Linked DNA regions of Homo sapiens: all the other regions are linked to region 1. Evidence: chromatin contacts called from ENCODE Hi-C or POLR2A ChIA-PET data. All regions are on one chromosome and are shown on one strand. The core of a region is the stretch at or near the end of the contact, and the rest is flanking DNA. Distances in the headings are between cores, read along the strand shown.

What was found. Hi-C counts contacts between places; a loop is a spot of excess contacts on that map. ChIA-PET counts read pairs that join two places held with the same protein, here RNA polymerase II (POLR2A). Pooled maps may share reads with other maps.
Region 2: a pooled map shows a loop between it and region 1 (6-fold over the local background). The contact joins the promoter of GZMA here to the promoter of ARL15 in region 1. A Hi-C loop is called at or near these places in 5 of 50 pooled maps. POLR2A ChIA-PET finds 5 or more read pairs at or near these places in 3 of 52 experiments (T-cell, activated CD4-positive, alpha-beta T cell and activated T-cell).
Region 3: a pooled map shows a loop between it and region 1 (4-fold over the local background). The contact joins the promoter of GZMK here to the promoter of ARL15 in region 1. A Hi-C loop is called at or near these places in 3 of 50 pooled maps. POLR2A ChIA-PET finds 5 or more read pairs at or near these places in 2 of 52 experiments (BJ and CD4-positive, alpha-beta memory T cell).

The regions. Positions count from the first base shown.
Region 1 is chr5:54,308,775-54,312,099 of GRCh38, reverse strand. It overlaps ARL15 (ARF like GTPase 15), which reads left to right and starts at 1,527. Exons shown (of 5, transcript NM_019087.3): 1 at 1,527-1,668. The coding sequence starts at 1,621.
Region 2 is chr5:55,101,123-55,104,447 of GRCh38, reverse strand. GZMA (granzyme A) reads right to left here and starts at 1,802. Exons shown (of 5, transcript NM_006144.4): 1 at 1,696-1,802. The coding sequence starts at 1,765.
Region 3 is chr5:55,022,652-55,025,976 of GRCh38, reverse strand. GZMK (granzyme K) reads right to left here and starts at 1,721. Exons shown (of 5, transcript NM_002104.3): 1 at 1,591-1,721; 2 at 1,170-1,317. The coding sequence starts at 1,654. LOC102467081 (a long non-coding RNA gene) reads left to right here and starts at 1,808. Exons shown (of 3, transcript NR_104662.1): 1 at 1,808-2,048; 2 at 3,265-3,325.

The DNA of each region.
Region 1 (3,325 bases), core at 278-2,777:
CAACTTTCTGGCTGTAGGAATTCTCGTTTTGCAGCTGAGGAAACAGGTTTGGAAATTAGACTGCATACCTAAAATCACTTGGCTCATCAACCTACAGCTCCCTCTAGGGGGCTGCCTCGCCCTTATTGGTTATGTGCACATTTGGGGTGAATTCCACGGTCATCTAACAGAACTGTTTTGGTAGTCCCAGGTAAACTTACGGTACGGAAATTTGTTTCTTGAGGATACAAAAAAGAAAGGTGTCAGGGGGAAAGTAAAAATTCAACTCCTAAAACATCGCGTGTAGAGTCAGGCAGTCACTTCATAAAGAGTTCAGTCGATGAAGTTTCACTCTTGAAACTTTACTGTATGTATGCAAGCCCTAACTATTAATACAGGTGACAGCATCCACCTTATCTTCCATTCTCCCTAAGCCCTGAGGGTGGGGATGGGGGGGGGGGCACTCCAATCACCTGAGCCTAAGAACATAGCCTAAGAACATGTGTCTGGCATGGTCTGGTTATTTATAGCCTAAAAAAAAAAAAAGCCAGCTTCTTGTCCGATTCAGGCTTTCCCTGCCCAAACCCACTAGCTTAATGCGATATTGACATTACCAGGAAATGCATACGTCCCAAATGCATCTGCTTATAGATGTTTTTACCTCCTGAAATAATACCGGGTCACAAATACTGTTGTGTTTTTTGCAGAGAGCTTCTACTGCTCATTTAATTCAGGGGCGTTGGATTTGTGCTGAGCGTAATTTGACTCCAAGCATGCAAACTGATCAACTTCTTCCCGTGTGTTTGGGGAGTACAAGTGACTACTGCGACTCCTCAAATGTTTTTCTTTTCCTTTTCACGTGGAGGAAAGCGAATTCTCCGAAGACTGTTCGGCGTTCTACGCAGGGGTTGGAAGGGGGGTTCCTGAGTCACCTCTGGCTGCGCGGGGGGCCTGTGTGTACCCTCAGGGACACCAGGCTGGAATCGTCCACCTTACTTTCAAATGATAAAAGTGCGGAGGGTCTTTCTGCCCCTAAGTCGCGTACAGGATTGCCTGTTTACGGAGTACACTTTCACACACTTCTTTCCCGGTGGTGCAGTCTCGTGGCGGCAGAGCCTTTAGGAAGGCTCTGGGGGGAGACAAGATCAGTGGCGACCACGCCTCCCATGTTACAGCGCTCGCTTCCTACTGGGGGTTGGCGGGGACACCAAGGCTCTCCAGCCCGGGAACACGGAGTTCGGCTCCGTTGTACCCAACTGGAAAGCTGTGGAAACACAAAACTCGGGCGGCGACAGCACCAGCCGATTTTCCGCTCTCTTGGCTCTTTCTTCCGCTTGCACCGCCCCCACCCCGGCTCCTCCGCTCAGCACACAGGAACCCACATCCCCCACCACTCCCGCGTTTCTCTCCTGCCACCAGCTGGGGCCTGCCTTTTATAGGCGCCGCAGCCAATGAGCACGCTTCTTTCCTTCTGCCCGCCCGCCTGGCCAATCGCCGCGCCCCTTGTGTAATCTCCGGCTAGTCGGCTGCTTTCGGCTATTTTCGCTGTTGCTGGCTTTTTCAGGAGCTGCTCGCTCGCAGCCAGAGACGCTGCTTTTTTTTTCCGGGTTCGGAGCCGTTCCGGATGCTTTAGGCTGCCGGATGTCTGATCTCCGAATAACTGAGGCGTTTCTGTACATGGATTATCTGGTAGGTGCAGGGCAGGGGTGGCATGTCGCCTCTCGGATCTCGGCGTGCCCGATGGCCCCCTGCCTTGAGGAGCAGCCTTTTTGCTTTCTTTCTTTGGGATAGGATGCCTCTGGGGTTCTTTCTCCCGCAGCCGGCTGGTAAGCCTTTCCCTGGACTCGGAGGGGCAGCCTCCAGGGCGGGTGGGTGGTGGAGCTGACAGGTAAAGGTGCGGCCTGGGCCAGCACGGCTGCAGGGCGAGGGTCGCGCTGGGGCTGCTTGAGAGATGGGGCGGCCGCGGCGGCGCGTCCCCTGCCCGCGATCGGCTTCCTGGCTTCCCTCTGCGCTCTCCGCAGAGGACTTTCTTTCCGGGGGAGCAGGAGTTTTCCTCTCTCCCTGGAGCAGAACTCCAGGTGCTATTAAAGAGCCATAACCAGAATGGCTCACTAAGTGCCCAGCAGCCCTGGTCATTTGATTGTTATTAAATCTCTAAAGCTATGACCTCGGTCGTGGCGGGGTTTTAAAAGCACATTACCATAAAGCAGACGGGTCTAAACTACCTCGCAGGCTGGCACGAACAGGACTGAGTAGGGACAGGTATAGCCCCACCATTCCGGTCTTGGGTGCGTGCCGCGGTTCCACTGTGCACGGATTGGAACCCGGCTGTTTAGGCCAGGCTTGTGCTGAGAAGTTTAGGTGGGAAAAGTGTCAGCACAGTGCTGGGACCGAACATCATTTTAAAAATGGACTTCTATGTGTCTTTGTGGAATTATGCGAGCACCATGTTTTGTTCCAGAAATTATATTTCCCCAGAGTTGCTTGTTTGCGTTTAAGGGGATCCTCATTTACAGAGACTTGTGTTCGATCCTATACGATTATTGTGTTTACCATGTTGGGCAGAACCGCTATTGCCATGCAGAGTTGAAGTAGACGGTTAGAAACATTGACCCTCCTGTCATCTTGTTGGACACATGCACTCGGTTTTCGACTGCAGATTGGCCTGGCAGAGATTTGCCAGTGCCTTCTAGGAATTACACTTAAGGCTGTACTGAGAAAGTCTGTGCATGCTTTGATGGCCAAGAAACGCCGGACCGGCTTTGTGCTGTTATCTGTGTATTTGGGCTTATTTTAGTGTACATAAAGAAAATGTTTCTCCTAATGCTTCAGAGCTTGATGGTCTTGTGGGAAAGGATGGTGACTGCAGTTAATGCATAGCCTTGTGAATGGAGCTGGATCTAAAATTCTGAATTCAAGTTCTGTTTTGTTGTTCATTTGTTGATGGCAGTAACTTCCTTTATCTTTGTGATAAAGGGATATTATTCACCCAGTACTGTAGCTGGTTACGGGGATTATCTGATTATGAACATTCTTCACAATACAAGGTGCCCTGTAAGTTAAGAGAGCTGCCAGAAGATTATTTTCTAAGTTAAATAACTGATTTAATTTGTAATTTATCTTATAAAATACAATACATGGTTTTTGTCTTGCAGTCTGCCTAAATTAAAGCGAAAGTTTGTTGGGATAATTACCAAGTAGGAAAGGGTGACATTGCCTGTACTACTAAAAGCTAATTTTGAATACTTAAATAGTTCTTAAAAAAGAAAATCAGGTGGTTCTGACATTTTATTATTTTCTTTATTTACCGGATGTGTTTTAAATTTATAAATTGCATCACAAAGCT
Region 2 (3,325 bases), core at 553-3,052, 790 kb before region 1:
TAGTGTGATTTGAAAAAGCAGAGGTCTCTGCTTTTAAAAAGGAAACTGGGAGGAAGAAATTCTAGGCTCTAGAAACAAAAGGGTAAAGAGCTTATAGAAACAAAAGACCTTCACCCAATCCCAATTTTCCTAGGGTGATTCATGTACAGATAGATTTCAACTGTGCCTTGCTTTGCTGTCTGTTCCTTATATGGGCCCACACTGCCCTCTCTGAACACAGGAAACAAAGAGGAGCACAGCAGGTTGCTTTTGTTGTTTTCCTTTGAAGAAAAGATATGGCTGGATTTATCTGCCCTGTGTTTTTCTGTTATGGAGGATTTAACATGCCTGAATATAGTCATACTATGCCCTGCTTATAACATAGCCAACCTTTGTCCCAAATGTCCTGCAGCCTTGTTATTTTTATATTTCTTCTCTCTCTCTCTCTTTTTTGTTTTTTTTTTGAGACAGAGTCTCGCTCTGTCACCAGGCTGGAGTGCAGTGGCACGATCTTAGCTCACTGCAGCCTCCAACTCTCTGGTTCAAGCGATTCTCCTGCCTCAGCCTCCTGCGTAGCTGGGATTACAGGCACGTGCCACCATACCCAGCTAATTTTTGTTTTTTTAGTGGAGACAAGGTTTCACCATGTTGGCCAAGATGGTCTCCATCTCTTGACCTTGTGAAACACCCACCTCAGCCTCCCAAAGTCTTCTCATATTTAGGTGCATAAACCAGATATGCACCTAAATATGATAAACCAGAGTTCTTTGGGAATTCCTGGCAAGGCAGGTTATTACATAAGTCCCTGCCTCCAAAAGCTGATGAATCCTGGGAAAAACCGTGGCTGGCTCCATATTGCCACAGCTTGAGAGTAGTCCTCACTTCCTAGCAGGTTCTTCAAGGGAAATCTAGAGCTCCCCAAGAGCTGTCACCCTTTCAGTGGTAATACCATGAATTATACAGCATTTTAACCCATGCATGCTCAACTCACACAAAAGCAGAAATATTGGTTACCATTTGGTAGACAAAAAATTAGCTTAATAAAAAATACTATAGCACACCCAAAGGGTTAATGAGGGAACTGGCCTCACGCCTTAATTTATTGCCAAAGAGTCTCTAGACCAGAGAAATAAGTATAAAAATTCTAATAATTCCTGATTCACTTTTGGTGTCTAGGTCAGATTTGTCTTAATTGTCTTTATCTATGCATTTTCTGCAGCAGGAAAGGCTGAGCTGACTAAGTTGCCACTATTCCTTTCCTGGAAGGTACTATTTGTTTTACGAACAAGAGAGTTTTGTTAACTCATTTTTACATTGTCCTTTTTGGCAATTTTCAAGTTACAAATTGGCAGCAATAAGCATTGGTGGTTCTGCTATCTTTTGCAAAATAATTATGAGAAGAAAAGATTTTTTTTTCTAAAATACAGACATATTTAAAATCCAAGAAAGAATGCTATTTAAAAAAAAAAAATAGAGACAGGGTCTCACTATGTCGCCCAGCCTGGACTCAAACTCCTGCGCTCAAGTGATCCTTCCACCTCAGCGTTCCTAGTAGCTGGGACTACAGGCATGTGCCATTGTGCCTGGCTAAACATTATAAGGCTTGGGGGAAAACATCTTCTTTCAGTATAGGAAGGTAATATTGCCAAAAGTTCATTGAAAGTCTGCTCCATTTTGCTTCATGGTCATAATGGAAATGAGAAGAATCAGTCTTACCTTCAGGAATTAGCAGGAGAGAAACGACAACTGAGAGAGAGGATGCCAGAAATCTATAGGAGTTCCTCATTGTGGCTGCTGTCCCACATCAATCAACCTGAAAATCTGTTTTCAGTTCTTAACTGCCTCTATCTATATACTGAGAGTAAAAAGGATGTGGTTTCCTTTCATTTTTTTTTTCAAGTTTCAAAGTTTAGCATTAGGAAACCAAATCCAAATAAGTGAGAATGGTGGATGATGGCTCACTGCCAGCAGGCAGGCTTTCCTTTGCTAGGACTGCTGAGGGGGGCGCTGGAATTCTACAGGGTAGGAGAGGGGCAAGGGACCTTGTTGCCATCAGAGTACACCAGGGAAGACTGTAAAGTGTCTCAGCTATGATTTTGAAGACGCTTTCATCATCTGCAATATTATCTGTAGTATCCATGACTGGAAACTCTCGAAGACTTAAATTAGAATTTTAATAAAAGTCCTCAAAATTGGTCACCAATCAAAATTCTTTCTAGCTGTCTCCTTGGGTTATATAAGAATTAGCAGGCCAAGTGCAAGCTGAGGACAGGAGGGAGATTTATTTACATAGAGGCTCCTGCCTGGATTTTCCTTCCCCACTTTGTGGTGAGTGTTTATTGTGCTCCTGCCTGGTCTGTGGCAGGTGTGGGAACATGGGCTGGAGGAGGGTAGGGGCTCTTGGCCCTTTTCAGCCCTCTGATTGTGCGTTCCTGATTGTCTAGTTTCACAACTTTAGATACTGAAAGTATCTCCGAGTTTCCCTCCCTCCCCGCCCCCCCCCGACCCCTGCTTCCTGCCTTTCTTCCTTACTTTCTTCTGAACAGGTTTAGGTGAGAAAAGAAGTGGGAGTCATTTTTGTTCCAATGTTGGGGAATGTCTCACTCTAAGAAGAGTCAACCTCAGTCCCTGGAGGAACAGTATGCAGTGTGCTTTCTATTTGAAATGAGTTCAGCTCTTTTTCTGAGCTGAGGATGTGGTCTCCGATACAATATACATGGTCAGATGTGCTGTCAGGATGTTGGGTACTGAACCAACCATCCCCATAGTTAACATCCTGATGACTTCAAACCTAGTGGTTACTTCTTTAGAAATCAAGTGACCTTAGAAGGGAGCCCTGCTGAGACCCCTGCATTTCTTTTTCTCAGATATTACAAGTGTATCAAAGGTTAATCATTTTCAGTAACAGCAGTGAGGACCCTGCTATTGGTTTTGGTGAGTAATTTTAGTGCAGACTTAAAAAAGTCAAATTGTAATTAACTACACCTACTGAAAAATTCTTAAAACATTGACAATTTTGTTTATTTTTATGTGAATGGTTGCTCTTCCATTTATGTTGACTTCTAACAACTTTATGAGACATAATTCACACACCATAAAGGTCACCCATTTAGAGTGTATGAGTCAATGGATTTTAGTATATTTGCATAGTTGTGCAGCCATTACCAGTACCATGCTGTTTTGGTTACTGTAGCCTTGTAGTATAGTTTGAAGTCAGGTAGCATGATGCTTCCAGCTTTGTTCTTTTGGCTTAGGATTGTCTTGGCAATGTGGGCTCTTGTTTGGTTCCATATGAACTTTAAAGTAGTTTTTTCCAATTCTGTGAAGAAAGTCATTGGAAGCTTGA
Region 3 (3,325 bases), core at 472-2,971, 710 kb before region 1:
GTGTGATTTCTATGAGGGCAAGAACCCTGTGTAAATGAAGTAACCATATTAAATTGGAAATCAGTGGCTTGCTATTTAGAGATAGCAGAAGATCTCCCAGTTTGCAGGCTTCAAAACTTCCAATTTGTGATCAAACAGTTCCATTTAAATGGGGTAATCAGACAAAACCCCCAAAGCATAGAAAAGCAAATCAATTCAATTGTTCTGTTTAGATATAGACAATGCCTGGAGAGCAAACCATTACAGCTAAGAGAGATCTTTAAGTGAAAGAAAAGGAGAAGGCTCCATTTCAGCTTATTAGGTAAGAAACATAAGGAAACATATATACAAACAAAAAACAAAACCAAAAACCCAAGCAAACAAACAAAACAACAAATACCAAATTAGTTTTCTACTGGCATTTCCTTTTGTGATGGTTGCAGCATCCCAAGAGGGGTTTTGTGCTTTATTAGCTGAAGTAAGAGAATCCTAGGCTGAAATGGACTTTGGAAGGTTTTACTCTGTCTTCAGAAAAGCTTTCATTCTAAGTATCCTAGAAAATAACTCTCTCATTATCTTTCTCTTTCTAGAAGTCATCAATAACTTGTTTTTTTCCACCTAGGAAAGTTGTAAGTGGTGAGTAGCTACTGTTAGGTAGCTACTGTTAGGAGTGGCAAAGTAGGCTTCTCATGCGTATAATACTAATGATAATAGCTGCAATTTTTTTGTGCTTACTAAATGTGCCAAGCATGCTAAAATACTTAAACAGATACTATTTAATTCTCAAAACCCACAAAGCAGGTATGATATGATTATTACCCCTTTGTAAAATGGGGAAGCTCAGAGCACAGAGCAAGCTCAGGTTGTCTGATTTCCTTTTGAGCAGTGTGATCTAACAAGGTCAAGAGTACTGCTGCTTCAAGTATTACTGTTGCTGTGTTCCCTGCATTATACAGAGGACTTGAATTTGTCTAATGTCTTGCCTGGGAAAAGCAGCTCAGTTCTCTCTGAAAAGGAAAACCCAAGACAGAAAGCGTGGATGTGGAAGAAGGTAAATAAACGCCACCAGTTGGTCAGTAACCACAGAAGCTAACAGTAGATCAAATTCTCATTCAGGAGAGGTAAGCTTCTCTTGTACCTATAATAACTTTCAGAAAAAACACATGTCTGGAAAAGTGTGGAGGACTCACCGATATTGGCAGTGGGCTGCTGTCAGCACCCACTGTGGATCAATCAGAACACCTCCACAAACGTGATGTCCGCCATACTGGATGGAGGCCATAAATGGCCTGGAATGAGGTGACACTTCTTTCCCTCCAATAATTTCCATATTGAAACCTACAAAAGTAGACCAAAAGGTTTCACACAAAAGATCTAAACTACTGTTTCATGTAATTCTTCCAATGACAGTCACTATATTATTTTCAAAGCTTAAAAAACAACAATAACCCTACCTAAAAGCTACAATAATTTTACTGATGAAAAATTTGTATAATACATTACAGTTCAGAAAGATAGGAATGATTGTGAAAATAATTTTCATCTATAATATAACAATATAGTCAGTAGAAATTCATTTAATGTTTACATGTAGATATAGGAGATACTTACACACATGAGTCATATAAGCCCCAACTATTAGGAAAAACAGAGAAAAGGAAGAAAACTTAGTCATTTTAAAGATTTAGATTTAAGAAGCCCAGATGAAATGTGTTGATCCTGTGATGAAGGAAGAAGATTCTGAAGACTGAGTTTTGTTCTTGTAAGTTTTGACTTTCTCACCACAGGTGCTCTAGGGGTAAGATTTTTTTTCACACCTAGGTGTAAACGTTATGTATCAGTTTGGGGACTTTCAGGTCTGTGCTTTTAGCACTTTTTTGTTTTGTTTTGTTTTGAGACGGAGTCTCTCTCTGTCGCCCAGGCTGGAGTGCAGTGGCGCGATCTCGGCTCACTGCAAGCTCTGCCTCCTGGGTTCACGCCATTCTCCTGCCTCAGCCTCCCGAGTAGCTGGGACTACAGGCGCCCACCACCACATCCGGCTAATTGCTTTTAGCACTTTTTTGGGAGAGGTATGTATGCCATAAAGAACTCATATCTGGAGATACCATCTCTAATACCTGTATCAGAGTACTTATGCTATAAAGAAAATTTATACTATATGTGTATATAATATTTATAAATGAAAAATATCCATGCCATAAGAATGTAATGAAGTTGCAGACAGAGTTCAAAGATGTCCATTGCTCTCAAGCAATACTTACTATTTTTCCTGGCACAAAATGGTGCCTATCATATTTCATTCTTCTCTCTTTTTCATTTGGACATAGATTTATGATGAAGAGAGACATGGACCTTGCACAGATTATGGTTACTTCACAATGTGGCTTAGCTAAAGCCTGAGCACCAACCAGAGAAAACCATATGTTTTGCAGCAAACATCCCTACTCATGTCGTTTCTCTAAGTTTGCCCAAATTTGGTTAAATTTTAGTTACATTTTTGTGAGATTTCATAATGTTGTTAAAGGTGAACATTGGCAACTATTTTTGATTCAGAGTCTCTCTTTTACTCATTTTTAATTGAAAATGGCCATGTGTTTTTCCAGGGACTTAATAATAATGTCTTTTAAAAATAAAGGACTGCATTTTGTAATTCTTCCCAGGAACAGATGACAATGCATTGCCAGGCCTTCAATACAAAAGGTATTAGACTCAAGATTCTACAAGATTCTGTTTGTGCCAGACACTGATCAGCAGTGCAAATATAAAATGAATACAAACAGATCACGCATCAGAATGCCAATCACTTCCTAGTAACACTGATCAAAATTTGCATTAAATCAACAGATCTTTCTTTTAAGAGGTATGCATTTTATCTTCCATTCATTTTAGAAAGGAGAATTAAAATCCAGAGCTATTATGCTCGGCAGATTGCAAGAGACTCCTTTCAAATTGTTTTCTAGCACAAAGAGTAGGAATAATAAAAAATAATACTATAATTATGTATTATTCATTATAACTTAATAATATATAAGTAAAATACCTTATTTCCAAAATTCTTTTTATATGATCATTTATGGTTTCATGTCTATGTCTTTGAGGAAAGCAGGACAACTTATGTTACAATGGAAGAAATAAGTTCCAAGAGGCTAAGTAATTTGCCCAAGGCAACACAGCTTATGACCTAGACCAAATCACCTGCCTGACCTCCCTGTATGTTAAGTTGTATGTGAATGAGTACCCTCCCAGAACACAGAATTTTATAAAAAACCTGCTTTCCTTGTACAGGTGTGTGGCAACAGTAAAGCTTTCTACATGTTAAACAGAATGAACAAAACCAACGCAGAGC